Linked DNA regions of Mus musculus: region 2 is linked to region 1. Evidence: chromatin loops called from intact Hi-C (ENCODE). Cell type or tissue: left cerebral cortex. All regions are shown on one strand. Each heading gives the region's core, and the rest is flanking DNA. Links, peaks and the distances in the headings are about the cores only.

The links. Peaks named below come from ENCODE experiments on the same cell type or tissue, not always from the same donor. Only the 100,000 strongest peaks of a DNase experiment are listed, where the experiment ranks them.
Region 2: it touches region 1 in a loop (3-fold over the local background); 2 of 42 quality-filtered maps call a loop at or near these places.

Annotation. Positions count from the first base shown.
Region 1 is chr5:147,719,080-147,727,221 of GRCm38, forward strand. It overlaps Flt1 (FMS-like tyrosine kinase 1), which reads right to left and starts at 6,932. Exons shown (of 30, transcript NM_010228.4): 1 at 6,592-6,932. The coding sequence starts at 6,655. In left cerebral cortex, for the core only: a CTCF peak has its summit at 3,917 (motif pointing right); no DNase peak of the experiment used is centred there; H3K4me3 peaks cover 3,171 bases; H3K27ac peaks cover 956 bases.
Region 2 is chr5:147,271,594-147,279,735 of GRCm38, forward strand. It overlaps Pdx1 (pancreatic and duodenal homeobox 1), which reads left to right. Exons shown (of 2, transcript NM_008814.4): 2 at 2,787-4,255. The coding sequence ends at 3,232. Among named protein-coding and RNA genes, the nearest start is that of Plut, 4.1 kb to the left of the region's middle. In left cerebral cortex, for the core only: no CTCF peak of the experiment used is centred there; no DNase peak of the experiment used is centred there.

The DNA of each region.
Region 1 (8,142 bases), core at 1,041-6,040:
TATTGGAGATGACCACAAATCCTTCACTAAATCCATATTTCTCCATTTTGAATGTGGCAATAAAAAGCACCTGGGGATTTTGCAAATGACCAGTTCTTATATACTGTGAGCGAGTGTGTGTGTGTGTTTGTGCGCCTGTGTGTGCGTGTGTGTGTGTATGTGTGCGCCTGTGTGTGCGTGTGTGTGTGTGTGTGTGCGTGCACGTGTGCCTGTGTGTGTGTGTGCGTGCGCCTGTGTGTTCGAGAATGCATGCATACATACACTTAAACTGTTGGCTATTAAGAAGAGTGCTGGAGTGTGTTGTGAGCATGTACAGGGTTGGGGTACAGTAAAGACAGGGACCAACTTGAGCTCAGATCAGAGATACAGATCTATTTTTTTAAAAATTCAGTGATAGAGGCTAGAGAGATGGTTCAGAGGTTAAGAGCACTAGCTGTTCTTCCAGAGGACCCAGGTTCAATTCCCAACACCTACCCAGTGGCTCACAACCCTCTGTAACTCCCATTTCAGGGTCTCTGACACTCTCACACAGACATACACACAGGTAAAACACCAGTGCACATGAAATAAAAGTAAATATCTAAATGTAATAAGCAAAGAAATAAGTTCAGAGATTGTAGTTTTATTTTCAGCTATTGACCGGTTCTTTCCTTACGTTTAAGGTTTTAATCTAAAAACTTGATGTGTGAGGCTGGAGAGATGGCTCAGTGGTCCAGAGCACTGGCTGCTCTTCCACAGGTCCTGAGTTCACCTGCCCCTGGGAGCACCCAGATGGTGGTTCCTGACCATCTGTAATGAGGTCTGATTCCCTTTTCTGGTGCGAGTGAAGACAGAACACTCATATACATTAAGTAAGTAAAAAAGTCTTTTTTAAAAAAATGGTGTGCTTGTGTCTGCATGCTAGCCCTGTGTGGGGATACTTTCAGAAGACTAGAAGAAAGAATTTGACCTTCAGGAGCCGAAAAGGTGCCCAACATGGGTACTGGAACTGAACTCTGGTCTCCGGGGGGAACAACTGCTCTCAGTCATTGTTGACTCAACTGAGTCATCTCTCTAGCCCTTAATTTTCTTTTAATTGTTAACTGAGAAAACCACATGCTTATGGAGTAAGGTGTGATGTCCCACACGCATACAGCTATTGGGAACAATCTCATTAAGTAATCCCAGAGGCCCCGCGGGCAGGCAAGAACACATGAACAAACAGGAATTAAATAAAGCATACCTTACTCTAAGAGGTGTCCTTGAGAGGGCTGTGTGGTGACCCTACTCACTTATCCTCCCCAGCAACATTTCTGAAGAACTTAGAAACAGGCTCTTCCCCAAAGAGGAAGGACACATACAGGCAGCTAACATACAAATGGTGCAGGTGACAGCAACCACAGGAGGCTGCATACTTGGGTCCCAGGACGGTGGCAGTGGCAAGGTGAAGCCCCCACTCTGTCTAGTGCTACCAGGAGGAGCTGCCCTGCTGCCCTGGGTTTCCCTGGTAGGGAGGGGGGAATTGAGAAGGGGGCCAATGATCTCAGAGGTGGCCCAGCCCTAAGAAGGAGGGGCAGAGTTGGCATAAGTGGAACAGAAGGTCGAGGGACCAAATGACAGATTAAACCAGCACAGAGAGTATTAAACCAAGGGCTCACAGAGGAAAATCTTATAAATATGTTCATGGGCTACTAAGCAGCTATACTTTCTAAGTTTGTTTGTTTTTGGATTTTTTGCTTTTTGTCTTTTTGTTGTGTTGTGTTTATAAGACAGGGTCTTTCTGTATAGGTCTGGCTGTCTTGGAACTCACTCTGTAAACCAGGCTGGCCTTGAACTCACAGAGATCAGCCTGCCTCTACCTTCCGAGTGCTGAGAGCAGAGATGTGTACCATGGGGCATGGAGGTTCTGAATGTAATGCCTTCTCCAATGAGCTTTAGTGGAAGAAATCTCATAGTTAAGGTGATGTTGGGAAGGCAGCTCGATGGGAGAGCCTTTGCTGAGCTACTGAAAGGTGCTAGATTTGATCCCCAGCACCACAAAATACTACTACTACTACTACTACTACTACTACTACTACTACTACTATAAAAGTGAGTAGATATCATGGTTCAGGAAAGATGGATGGAAGTGCTCAGTCAATGAATATCTGCATCTCCCTCCCCACTTTGTCCGCGTGGAGGAAATGCACAGATGCGGCAGAAATGTGGACTTCTGATTGACCTTCAGGGGGGATCATCCTGGGTCTGCCACTGGCCAACGCGGGGCCTGAGAAAATATCCCAAAACTGCTCTCTCCACTTTCAAACCTGAGCCCCCATGGAACTCTTACAACAAATGTGTGTGTGTGAGAGCCAAGATCGAGGAGTCTCCCTCCCAAGGAGCCTGGCATGGAAGACAGAGGCAGGAATCAGAAATGGTCTTCAAGCATCCAGGTTTGCAAAGGCAGATGGGAAATGCCCAGAAATTCTTGACATCCCCCCACACACACACACACATCCGGCCAGCAACAATGCAGGAAACCTCGCTCACTATCTTCAGCAGACGGAGTAGAACCATTTCCTTAATGAACACCCACACACACCCCCGACAGTGCTGCATGCTAAGTCTGAGGCTTCTCTCTCCAGTTCCCTCAAATACTCCATTCCTCCCATTTCCTTCCCTTCCTTCGGTCTGGAACAAAGTCCAGCCATTTAATCATCAGGGTGCAGCATCCCAGGAACCGCAGGATTCGGCCTCCACGGCAGTCCTGGAAAGTGTCTGGCAGGGGCCACATCTTTCCTCACGAGCCGCTCTGCTCTGTTAAGCTAAATCCAACACAATACGGTTTTGTTTTGTTTTGTTTTTAAATGCTTTCAGCTGCTCGTGGTATAATATATTTTTACTTAAAATAGAGCCCGCTGTGATCTTCAAATGTCCTCTTCCTCTCTACACACTATCAAGGACATTGAAAAATGGTTCTCAGCCTGCGATGACAGTATAGCACCTAGTGTGTGCCGCCAACCACACAGCACCTAGTGTGTGCTGAGCCAAACCCTGCTCACTAGTTCCCAGCTCCTCGAACTCCCTTTTTATCCCGAGGCTCACCTGCACACACAATCAAAACCCCTGCCTGTCCTGTTACTTTGTATTCTCTTAGCTTTACCGCAAAAGCCAGGGTAGAGATCAGCCACATAGTTTCCCTCCACAGAACCACTTTTCTGAAGGGAAGGGGGGCAAGTGTCACTATAAAGCCTTTTTCTTTTTTGGGGGGGGGGGAGCGGGGTATACATATCACTTCAAGTTCTATATTATACACATTCAAGGATTCAGAAATTGTCCCCATAGTTTCGGAGAGGAAAAAAAAGTAATGACTTGGTTGGTCTTTTAGAAGTCACAAAAAAATAGGTTTAATTATTAAATAAGAGGTTTACTAGCCTTGTTGTAATCTGGAACAGTTTTAGAACATAGCTGTTTAAAAAAAAAAGAAATTAAAAAGATTAATTTTTTAAAGAAAGAAATAAGGGGTGGGAGGTTAAAGAGACAGATGTCCTCAGTATAGGTAATGTGATTTAGCCTCTGTCATAGTTACACATTCTGCTAGGGAAAAAAAAAAAAAAAAAAAGACCCAAGATAGTGATGTAGTGGCTGAGGCATCTGGGACACATCCTCCATCAGACCACCCCTGCACCCCCTGCAATGCAAAAGGAAGCCCACTAAAGACTCAGTTAATTGGTTGGTCTAGTACATTCTACCAGAGAGAAAGATGAGGTGTGACCCCGATGGCAGCAGCAGCCTAGCTCATCAGCTAGGGTGTCAAAGGGCTTAGCACCCATTAACATGCAGAAGAATGGCAGGGAGCCGGGAAACCGGAAGGACCCCATCTGTTTGCTTTGTGGAATTCCTTCACTGAATGTTATAGTTGAAAAGGAGCCTTCGGAAGTCAACCATAGTTTTAGGCCAGGTGGTGGCAGCCCACACTTTTAATCCCAGCACTAAGAAGGCAGAGGCCAATCTGGTCTACAGAGTAAGTTCCAGGACAGCCCGGGGTACACAAAGAAACTCTTGCATAGAGAAAACAAACAAACAGACAAACAAAAAAACAAAATTTCTCCATTTTTAAAAGAAAAATGCCAATTGGGGATCATTTAAAAAGAAACTATATAGCCTATTAAAGACTTTTCAACCAGAAAAAAAAATGCTGCACTAATAATTTTTTTAATAGAAAGCCTAGTTCACAGTTTATCTGCAAGATGATTGATAAGTTGGAAAACAACATGGACCCACAAGGGTCCCAAATAATAACCATTTAAAATATGCAACTTTTGGAAAAGCACAACTGTGTAAGCCTTGGAGAAAAAAATTAGAAATCACTATGTAAAACTATATATTAAAAAATGCATTCTAACCAATTTGGGAATAGGTATTATTATTAATTATTATTTTTGAGAAAGGGATTCCCTGTGTGGTTCAGGCTGACTTTAATTGGCTCCATAGCCAATGTCCACTCTTGGTTAGAACTCACCACCCTTCTGCCTTAGGCCTTGAGTTCTCAGGATACAGACAGGGCACTCACACCTGGCTGCTACTATTTGCATAATTTTTATTTTAACTCAGAGTTACTATTGGGAATACAATACACACACCCCAAGCTCACAATTTAAGTATTTCTAATTAGTTCTACCAAACTCTAAATGTCAGCTGCTTAAAAGTAAGGGAGAACAGGAGAAGGAGAGAGGGAAGGAGGAAATGAGGGGGAAGGGAAAAGAGAGAGAGCGGCGCGTAAGACAGACAGACAGATAGACAGACAGACAGACAGAGCCGGACAGAGACAGAGACAGAGGGGATGAGAGAGATGAGCCAGCGCAAGAGAGCACACTGGTGTGGAGCTAATCAAGGGTGTGGACTTAAACGAGAGTGTGTTGTCTTAAGCCTTGAAGAGGAGACTGAACTTTTATAGAGACACTGGTCTCGATAGCTACAGAGAGGACCGGTAATTATGGTAGTTAGGGCGTTGGTAACTAATAAATATCGAGGCTAGAACACCTGATGGGGCTCAGCGCCTGGCTAGCGGCGCAAAGCGACTTTGTACACTTTCCCTGAACTGCTTCAATCTGCCTCCACTGTTCGAAAACACAGATAAAATTACGCTTAGCCAAAACCAACCACGCTTTAAAATTAAAAAGTAGAGACATGTGTCAAGCAGAAAATCCAATAAAACGCCTGTTCCCCCCACCCTGTAACTTAAGGGTTTGCAGTAATTTTTTAAGCTAGTTTTGTCTTTATATAATAAATCAGTATTTAAACTCTCTAAGCGGTTGCATTTCCGTATAAGCAGCTCTTCGAAAATATTTGTGAAATAGAAAATACAATAACTCGTTTAATATCATTATTTTAGAACCTAACCAGCCACGTCGGATTCTGGCTTTGCCATTTTAGTCCGTTTTAATTATAAACCCCTGTTCATTACTTTGAAACGAAGTACAGTCTTCCCATTTCAAAAGGCTTATTTTTACTGTCTTTTAAAACCTTGCTGCCTTTCTTTCTGGGGCCACTACTATTCTACCTGACTCTTTAGTCTCTATCTTCTTTCCCAACCACGCTGGTTTAAATAAAGACGCTCTGGTATGCGTCTCTGCGCAAAGGGACCTCCCGCCTGCAGACCTGGAGTTAGAGTTCCCGAGGTCCCTCCAGCTTTTTGACCCTTGGATGACGACGGTCTCCACATTAAATGCTCCTAAAATCTGCCGGCCCCTGATCGGTCGCCCCCCCCCCCCCGCCCCGCGCTTTTCATATCCTAGAGAACGCTGATTTAGGAGGTCGCAAACTTCACCTACTACTTAAACCACAGCTTTCAGTCTAAATTGTCAGGTGGTTTTGTTTTTTTGTTTTTTCTTCTAGATTCATAACCTAAAGGTAGGGCTTAAAATTCCAAAACTTGCTGCCGGGTCGCTTTGGGTCACTCACTCACTCCGAGGACCTGGACCGCACACCCGCCCCACACCGCGGAGGCCCCACCCGGGAGACGGCGCTCCGCGAACTGCTGGGAAGAAACCCTGCAGACTGTGCGTTCCCCAGCTTCCTCCGGACGGACCCAAGCGGGTACGGGAGTCAGAGCTGGCCCTTCTCTGGGCTCCATCTGCTCGCCGCGGGCACGGGACCCCTCCCAATTTCGTCCTCCTTTGCTCTGGTGGAGCGAGCTCATCGCTAACGACCCCACCTCTGTCCAGCCCCGGGCAGCCTCTCTGACATCTAGCTTGCTCCAACTAGCCCTTGAGGACTCTGCTGCAGCCTAGGAGCAGGCTCTGGATGCTGAAAGGTCCACCCGTGTGGTGATCTGCACTCCCAGAGTCTAAGGAGTGAGCGCCTACCCGGGAACCCGGTAGGGGACTAGCGGCTCCGGCTACACCCGGCAGGCACTCTGGCTCTGACCCCAGCGTGGAGCTAAGGAGAGTCTAAGCGGTGATGCCAACTTCCAGCGGCGCCCACTTGGGGGGTGGAGGGGAAGACGTGTGTCCCGAGGCGTACCCGCTGCTACAAGTGTCCCCGGCTCCCGCCGGAGCTCGCTTCCCCCGGACCACCCCGTGGCTGCCCATCCCCGCCGAACTCCAACTCATGGTCCCTGGCGCGCCTCACCTGTGAGAAGCAGACACCCGAGCAGCGCGTAAGGCAAGACCGCGGTGTCCCAGCAGCTGACCATGGTGAGCAAGACGCGGCCTGTTGGCCCGGTGCCCGCGCTCTCCGAGGCCGACGGCGCAGCCGCTCGAGCCGGTCCCCTCCTGCTTCTGCTTGGCGCCGCGAGAGCCCTTCTCCGCGCCTGCAGCCGAGGGGGGTGGTGTGGGGGGATCCTCGCCGTCCCGCGTCCGCTAGCCGCTGCGCTTGAGTCCCGGAGCCCGCTCCGAGCAGCAGCCACCACCACTAGCACTACCTCCCGGGAGTGTCCGCCACCGCGCTCCGAGCCTCTCAAGGACCTCGCTGAAGTGCAGCCGAGGGCGGGGGCGATTTATAACCTTTCCCCAGCCCACTTCCTACCCCGGCACCTCCTTCCAGTGACGTCAAGGGGTCCCCCACCCCTCATCCGCCTCCCCACCTACCCTCTTCTTCCTCCCGGAGGGGCGGGGGCCGGCGAGGGCGGGTAGCCCGGGGGCCAGAGCGCGCGTGCGGTGGCGCTAGGCGCGCGGGTCGCCGGACAGGTTCGCAGGTTCAGGGTCCTTGCTCTGTGCTCTGCTGCCCCAGCCCCTCCTGCCCATCGCTCTCAGGAAATCCTTACCCAGCTCCCTCCACCGAGCTTACTCAGCTCTGGTGACCGCCCGAAACTGAGGAGGGGACCGTCTAAGTGCACCGCCCTGCCCCCGGGGCGGGAAGTCTTATCCTAGGGAAGCTGGCCGCGCCTCCCGCGACGGTGTCCCTGGCACCGAGGAACGAGGCGCAGTCGAGCCCTCTCCCGAGCGGTCCCGCCGGTCCCTGACCCCGCCAGACTGTTGCCAGACAGCGAAGGAAGGCGCCAGAGACCCTCCGCTTAAGGCACTTGGACCCGGAGCGTCCGAGGGAACCGGACGCCTTGCCAGGCACCTTCGGAAAGAGCGCGGGGCCGCGCGGGTCCCAAGGGAGGGAGTCTGTGTCTTTTTCGGCTGCATTAATGCACCCGCCCAAGCCATTTCCTCAACCCTCTGCTTCCTAGAAGCAAAACAAGGAATAACATGTTACCTTAAAAAAAAAAAAAAAAAAAAAAAAAAAAGCCAAGGCGTGAGACACGCTCCTGCAACTTGTAAGGGCCAAGAACTTGAACTCTAGGTCTGAAACGCTGGATGGAAAACAAATCTTTTTGGTGGAAGCCGGCTAGCCAAGATGACTGACTCGAATGTTCTTGGAACAAAAAACGGGTGAAATTAACTTGAGACACTAGATCATTTACGATGACACTAATTCCACGTTGTTCCTCAATTATGCATCCATTAACTGGAAGGCTGAAGTCGTCCCGGCCTCCCCGGAGCAGCCCAGTCTTGTCCCTGTAAATACTGCAGGTTTGAAAAATAGCCTCAATAGAACCTGCCAGATACCCGTGATAAAATGGCTCCTAAATGGGACCAGAGGCTTTTCCTGAAGGACTAGACTAAACCTCCGGTAGGGAAGGTTGCGCAACCTGAGTTGCCTCATTCCTAAGAGAGTCTGGGCCACCACCACCCG
Region 2 (8,142 bases), core at 1,010-6,009, 450 kb before region 1:
TGCAAATAGCTGCTCTTTCTTTTGCTTTCCGACTGACTGTCGGGAGCAGGAGCGAAGGGTTAAGACGCTGGAGTTGCCATCCCCTGAGAATTCTCAACGTTGTCCTCCGGTCCTAAGGCGCCTGGTCTGACACTATCCCAGGAGCAGCCAAGCAAAGCTCCGAGAGAGTATGGGGGTAACGAGGTTCACCAAGGATTCAAGGGTGGAAAAAGAAGGGGGAAGGCTCCTTTAGCTAGTTCATTTTCTCACCGAGGAAAAAAACAAAAAAAAAAAAAAAAAAACAAAACAAAAAAAAAAAACAAAACAAAACAAAAAACCCTGACTTAAAACAGGCCCAAACTCTTGCTGGGGAGATCCTCCACCTCTGAGCAATTCCAAGCAGCTGGAGCAGGTAGGCCGCAGCAGAGGCCTCTCAAGGCCAAGACCAAAGGGCGCTGAGACCTGGCCATTGGGCTGCCCAAAGACAGACCCTCCACCTAAAGGGGGTTCCTTGCCAAGGAACCACGAAGCAGAGCCCCGGAGATTGATTCTTTCTGGCTATCCACTCCTGCTCTGGGCTAGGGTAGGAACAAGCCAGGGAGTTAAATCTGAGCAGAGGAAGCAGAAAGCCTTTCCTATGTTTGGTGAACACTTTGGAGACCCCTCCTGACTGTGAGATCTGGGTACCAGGATCCTTTGCGGATCCTTTCTGACCATCAGCAAGCAGGACTCGAGGCAGACTACCCCTCTCTTCTCCCTGTAGAAACCTGCAAAGAGCTCCAGCCGGCCCCACTTCAGAAGGACTGCAAGGTTTAGCGAACCCACCTGCGTGTGCTTCGTCGGTTCACAACCCCTGGAAAGGGCTTAATGGCTGAAGGGCTTATAGTAGGACTATGAATGCTAATGGCAATAACCGCTTATAAATAATTGGACTTAAAAGAACTTCATAATCCCTACTGGTGAGTTCTACTGAGCCCCAGAAAAGTCAGATCGAGCACTCTGAACATCTCACCAGCAGATTCTAACTTTAATTCCCACCCGTGGCTTCCTCTAGCTGAGCACAGGTTCCCTATAGTCTTTCATTAGGGCTTGGCAAAGTAGGCAGCTGAGGGCAGTAGTTGGAAGAATCTGCCAGTTGTTGGCATTTAAGATGTCTCTTTAAGGTTAGGTATCTTTCCTTTCCTACACCAGGAAAGGCCTGTGTGGTTTGGGGACACAGGTTTGTGTTCCTGAGGACACAAACTGCTTTCCAAAGAGTGGTCTGGGGACTTCACTTCAGCTTCTAGTGCCTCCCCAGTACCTGGGGGAAGACCCGGGGAGCAGATTCCATCCTGAAGATTAATCCCTTGCCCTCAACACACTCATTCACCTTTCAGCTCTTTGGAAACTGTCTCTCACCCCTGTCCTGAATCAAGTCGGCCTCAGTCTCTTCCACTGGGCTTTGCTGGAGAGCCTTCCATCCTGCATCCACACACAGTCCAGTGCAGTAGACGCTCTACCGAGCTGGGAAGAAAGGACCCAGACCTGGGAAACACTGGTTGGCTTCGCTGATTTCCCGGTGACTTGGGTCTGTTGCTTGCTTTAGATGCGGGTTTGCAGCAAGCACGGGCAAGCCCTTTGGTGAGCCATCCGTCCCTTCTCAGAGTGGCTCTGGTTCAGGATAGATCTGGCCTCAGCAACATTTGTGGTCTTTTCCTGCTAAGCACGACCTTTCCCAAAACAGAATTTCTTCTTCTCAGAGGCAGAGGGCTAATTGAAATCACAGTAACAATTAACACTCAGTTAGAGTTCATTATAACTTTATTAAAAATAATATACAAGCCCAGGAAGATGACTATTTGAAACAAACAAACAAATGTACCAAAACGAAAAAAAAAAAAAACCAACACGTTCCCTTTCAAGCTTTAGGGCTTTAATTCAATCCACAGAACCTAAAATAAAAGGAGAGAACCAAATCCCTAAAGGTGTTCCCCACCTCCCTGTGCTCACTGCCGTGTTCTGACAAGCATATTCTACACACAACAATAATAAAGACGTAAAGCATAAAGATGATATAACAAATAAATAAAAGCTATAACAAAATATGTCCATAACTTAAAGAGAGCACCATAGCCTTTCAAACTGTAGTCTGCATCTATTAGTGAGTTGTTACATTCACTTAAAATTATTTTTGAGACTCATTTACGTTGCTGTTGCTGACCTGGAGCTAGCTAGGCAACCAAGCTCGCCTCCGGGGCTGCCTCCCCCTGCTTCTGCCTCCAGAGAACCAGAATTAAAGACCTCGCCACCAGTAAAATAAGTTAACATGTTGAGCTTAGCATTGTTTTAATGAAACAGGGAATAAAGAGGAAATTAGCATTAATTGTGGTAAAAGCTTATTCTAGAAATGTTTCTTGGATATATATATACCTATGAGGATGAGATAGTAATCAGACTGAACTGAACTGGGTCAACATCAGAACGTTTGTTTAAAATTTTGCATTTAAGGCATATCCTTAAGTAGAAAGGAGTTGATCATTTTTTTATTATGTGCATTTTAACATCAATTAAATGAACTAATTTTGAAACCACTGGTTGCCAGTTCCAAGTGTGATATTGAGATGAGAACCGGCATGGCTATGGCCTGAGAAAAGGGCTCCATTGCTTAGGGAAGACTCTGGTGGAACCGCAGTGGGTCTCTGGAGCAATGGGCTGCGGCTGGATTCAACAGCTGCGATCAGTAGGAGGGCTGTTCCTGGCCTGGGAATAAAATATTTGAGCTTCATGGGGCCCCGGGGAACCTCACTGACCGATTGTATCACCCACAGGAGGTGCTTACACAGCGGAACCCGAGGAAAACAAGAGGACCCGTACTGCCTACACCCGGGCGCAGCTGCTGGAGCTGGAGAAGGAATTCTTATTTAACAAATACATCTCCCGGCCCCGCCGGGTGGAGCTGGCAGTGATGTTGAACTTGACCGAGAGACACATCAAAATCTGGTTCCAAAACCGTCGCATGAAGTGGAAAAAAGAGGAAGATAAGAAACGTAGTAGCGGGACCCCGAGTGGGGGCGGTGGGGGCGAAGAGCCGGAGCAAGATTGTGCGGTGACCTCGGGCGAGGAGCTGCTGGCAGTGCCACCGCTGCCACCTCCCGGAGGTGCCGTGCCCCCAGGCGTCCCAGCTGCAGTCCGGGAGGGCCTACTGCCTTCGGGCCTTAGCGTGTCGCCACAGCCCTCCAGCATCGCGCCACTGCGACCGCAGGAACCCCGGTGAGGACAGCAGTCTGAGGGTGAGCGGGTCTGGGACCCAGAGTGTGGACGTGGGAGCGGGCAGCTGGATAAGGGAACTTAACCTAGGCGTCGCACAAGAAGAAAATTCTTGAGGGCACGAGAGCCAGTTGGGTATAGCCGGAGAGATGCTGGCAGACTTCTGGAAAAACAGCCCTGAGCTTCTGAAAACTTTGAGGCTGCTTCTGATGCCAAGCGAATGGCCAGATCTGCCTCTAGGACTCTTTCCTGGGACCAATTTAGACAACCTGGGCTCCAAACTGAGGACAATAAAAAGGGTACAAACTTGAGCGTTCCAATACGGACCAGCAGGCGAGCTGGACCGGGTGCCTTTGTCTGCCCAGAAACAGAACGGCTGAGCAAGCTAAGGTTAAGAATAACGAAAGGCGGCTGTTGGAGGTTTCAAAGAGAGCGCTTCTTCCAATCCCCCCTCCTCTTCCCCCTCCCTCACCTCCTTTTCCTTATTTCCCTTTCCTAGAGTCGTTCCCCCTCTTCAGCCAAATATTTCATTAATCTCTATCCTTCAACCTATACCATTTCCTTTGAAAATCAGAAATTCTTCACACCCGGACCTCCTCGTGCCCCTAATGGGACCTCCAGGGTCCTGAGGGACAAAGATGCAGAAGGACATTTGAAGTTTCTGTTTTAGAGCGCGAATATCCTCCTGAAAGGAAGGCAGGTGCCCTGGTACACCTTGGAAAACTAGTCACAACGCCCTGAATTAGAAGATGGGAGAGAGGAGCAGGGCAAAACTGGTTGTTTTCATTTAAAGCATTAAATTAACCATTCTTTGCCAACAGGTCTACAATTTGAAGTCAGTCAGTTGCTCCTTTCAAGGTCTGAGCCTTGTCTTTAGGCTGTTTGTGGAAAATGCTTAATAAATATGAATAGCAAGAGAGGGGTTGAAGGCAACCTGGCTGATTTCAAACCTTCCTAGAGGTCGATGTTTCCATTTCATTTTAAAATCTTAACTAGCGTTTTTTCTGATTAAAAAAAAAATCTTCTTTGATGGCCGTGGTGGTGCACTTCTTTAGTCCCAGCACTTGGGAGGCAGAGGCAGGCAGATCTCTGGGTTTGAGCCTGGTCTATGAGTGAGCTTCAGGATAGCCAGGGCTATGCAGAGAAACACACTCTTGAAAACTGACAGACAGCAGAGCCCTTGTATTAACCACAAAGCTGAATTGATTTAGTTGGCTTCAAATTCCTTTCCTTATGTTCTGAAGGCAACTCCCAAATGAGAGGGGAGGAGGCTAGGCAGTTTGTTTACTTATTTAGTTTAATAATTTGTAGTGTTTCTTAGAGAATATTCTTAGAGTCACACTGGTAGAAAGAAACTCTCTTAATCAAAAATGTGTGTTTTCCCCCCTCTCTTTAGGGTGAATGCATCCTTTCTGGATGCTGCTCACAGTGTGGGCTCTGGGATGAGACAAATCTACATTAGAGATGTCAAAAAAATTCAAGGTCTTCTCCCACTTTAATATAGTGGCAAAGTTTGTGCTACCTTCTAGGGTTGCTGTAGGGTTTAAATTAAAGATATAAACCGGCTTACTTAATATATAGAAAGGATTCATCCGACCATATTATTAGCAAACTGTTTTGCTCATCATCATTTTCTTGAAGAGCCTGGCCTAGAAGCTGGCCACTAGCCTCTTCCAGTCTCCATGGGTCCCTGAAGGGTCTCTCCTTTAGCAAACCCCTGTACAGTTGAAGTGATTTTTCAGGTACCCATTGGTCTTAGCTAAGCAATTCCTAGTTTTATCAAACTCCCTTGTTGCCCACAGCAAACCCACCCTCCACCCCCTACCCAACCCCCACCCGCTCTGCGCTTCTTCCTAGGATGTTTGGTTGGGTTTGGTGAAGAGGCTGAGACCCATCCTTTTGCGTCTACGTAATGTTTGGGTTCCAGAGTAAACCAGCCTGTTCTGGAGTCTAGAATCTCAATCTTACTCACATTGGCTGGAGTTCTAGGATGTGCCCAGGAAGAAAGGCAGGGAGGGGCTGGCAGGAGCTGGGAATTTGGGGCACCAGGTAGTTGCAGGGCTGACTGGTGGAGGCTGGCAGCTAGAGAGATCGGCATGCCTTTCCGCTTGTGCTTGCGCAGGATCGCAGGAGGTTTGGGGAAGCTGGGGCATGGGCTTTGCTGGGTTACGTCTCTAAAAACAATCTGGTTACCCTGTCCTTGAATGTCCCATCCCCTTTCCTACACATGGCTTTGACCGAGTTACTTAATTCTATTCTCCCATGTGATGGGGCTCAGAACAAGATTGGAAGGAGATGATGTCTTCCAAGGGCTTTGAAGGGGCTCCAATACGGGACGGGTGTTGTCCCGTAGTTCCCAGTAGAAAGCTCTCTTGCTGAGAGGGGCTGCTGGCCAGACAGTCCTCAAGAAAGTGAGAGAAGCCACACTGGGTTTGCCTGTAGGCGTGGGGAGAATTCTTTGGGATGCCTTGGGTAGCCAGTCGGATAAGATTCAACCACAGAAGTGAGAGCGGAGTCTACAGCTCCAATGCCGGGCTCCACCTGTGTAACCAGGAACTGGGGAGTCACCCAGAGCTGACTAGCCTGAGGACACACAATTGAGGCCCCTGGGGGTGTGGGGTGGGTTAGAAGCGCCGGAAGCTCCAAGCTCAAGCCCTGGTTTTGTTTTGTTTTGTTTTGTTTTGTTTGTTTGTTTTTTAAGCCTAGGTTTCTAAGCGCTGAAGCCTTAAGGATGGGGGTGGAGCACGACTGGGGGACTTCTGTGCTCCTCCATTTAGAGTGCTCCATTCACGTAAGGAACAGGCACCACTGCAATGACTTTGGAAAGTGTTAGGGGAGGGTGTGTGAGCGCAGAGTGTGCCTGCTTGCACCCCCTCCCCCACTTCCTTTCCACGAATTTGCCCCGGGCAGAATCCACTTGCCCCACAATTCCTCTTGAATTCATCATGGGAGAGGCGTTCCCGGATACAGATGTATGGATCAGCCCTAAACTCCCTGTGGATAAAGAAGTGGAGACCTGGAGAACTCCTCGGGCTTCCCCGGGGCTTCCCAATCGCGCACCCTCGCCTGGAAGCCTCCGGAAATGACAAGCCTCTGAGCTAAGGGGCTCCTGAGAACAGGATTTCCCTAATCCTGGAGGGGTTCCCAGTCTAGAAGGAGGTGGCACAGGAGAAAGGAAAAAAAAAAAAAACCCGCATAAGAAACAAAGTCTTTGCTTTTCTTTGGATACGCCTCTTCCTGTGACTTTGCTCTCAACTGTCCAGAGAGCTCATCTCCAACAGATCCATTTTACACAGTTGTGTGGTGCTTATAACGCACAGTCTAAGGCAGAAGCTGCCACCGGAAACATTTATTCGGCTCTTTTCATAAGCTAGAACCCCTACTGTGGTAGCCCCAGAGAGGTTTTTATAACCCTCTTACTCTTAACACTCAAGGAACCCTGGGGGGCGCTCATGATTATCTGTGAACTTACCAGAGTGAACAGGAGTTAAACAGACTCACCGTGTCTCTTTTGAAGAACAAGGGCAGTTTCAGCTTCCCCAGTTATCTTTAGGTTCCTGACCTGGTAAGGCCATCTCTTCACATCTCCTTCAATTAACCTTAGTCCGGCCATCGAAGTCTGAATGAAATGGAAGCATTGCTCGATCAAGTTAGTGAAGCCTTCCTAATACATTCCCTTAAAGATACTGTGTGTGCCTGGTGCCTGTGGAAGCCAGAAGAGGATGTCGGGTTGTCAAGCCACCATGTGAGTGCTGAAAATCAAAGCCAGGGCCTCTGGAAGAGCAGTCTGTGTCCTTAAGTACTGAGTCACCCCTCCAGCCTCTACTATTACAGTTCTCCCATATACACCCTCCACCAATCTTTCTCTCTGAGTTTGTGTCTCTCTGTGTATCTGTGTTTGTATAATTGATGTCTAAGGATGAGTCCAACGTTGTGTGTCTGGATGTACCTGCATAACTCATATGATGCTTTTATATGTTTACTGTATGTCAAGTAGGTTGCCACAGTGACAGTGGTCAGGTAGCACTTAACACCAGGGTGCTGTTCCCTCCCTCCCTCCCTCCCTCCCTTCCTTCCTTCCTTCCTTCTTCCCTCCCTACCTCCCTCCCTCCCTTCCTCCGTCCCTCCCTTATTCATGTATTTATTTACAGGGTCTTACTATGTGATCCGGCTGGACTAGAATTCCTTATGTGGACCAGGCTGGCCTTGAACTATCAGATCTGCCTTCCTTTGCCTCCCAAGTAGTAGAATTGAAGGTGTGCATCACCATGCCCGCCCTTCCTTCCTTCCTTCCTTCCTTCCTTCCTTCCTTCCTTCCTTCCTTCCTTCCTCCCTCCCTCCCTCCCTCCCTCCCTTCCTTCCTTCCTTCCTTCCTTCCTTCTTTCCTCCCTTCCTCCATTCTCGTTCTTTCCCTGTGTTCTAGAGATGAAACAAAGGGTTATACCCACACAGGCAAATTTTCCTGCCCTGAACACAGCCACTCTACATCCTTGACACACAGTGCCTTGCTCTGATGACAATTGTCTCAGTTCTTCATATCCTGAACAACATTGAAGGCAGGAAACAATTTCTATGTGTAATCTATCCCCTTCTGCCAAAGTTTCAGCCCTCTGTCACTAGAGTAGTTTTTAAATGTTTTCAAAACAAAAAAACAAAAAACAGTTCACAGCAAACACCAATCATGACTTTAACAGCTTCACATACGTGCGATCTTAAAGACTAAATGACCTAGAAGGGTCAGAGGACAGCAGAGTTCCTAGCTGAGATGAAATCAAACTGAACTCCAACCCACCTCAGGCAAGCAAATGGGGAACTGAGGTAGGGTGCCAGGAGGCAGAATTGTGTCTCTGTAACTGGTGGTAGCTGGAGCCTTCTGGAAATGTGTCTCTGTGGATAGATTGGAAAGCAGGAAAAAGC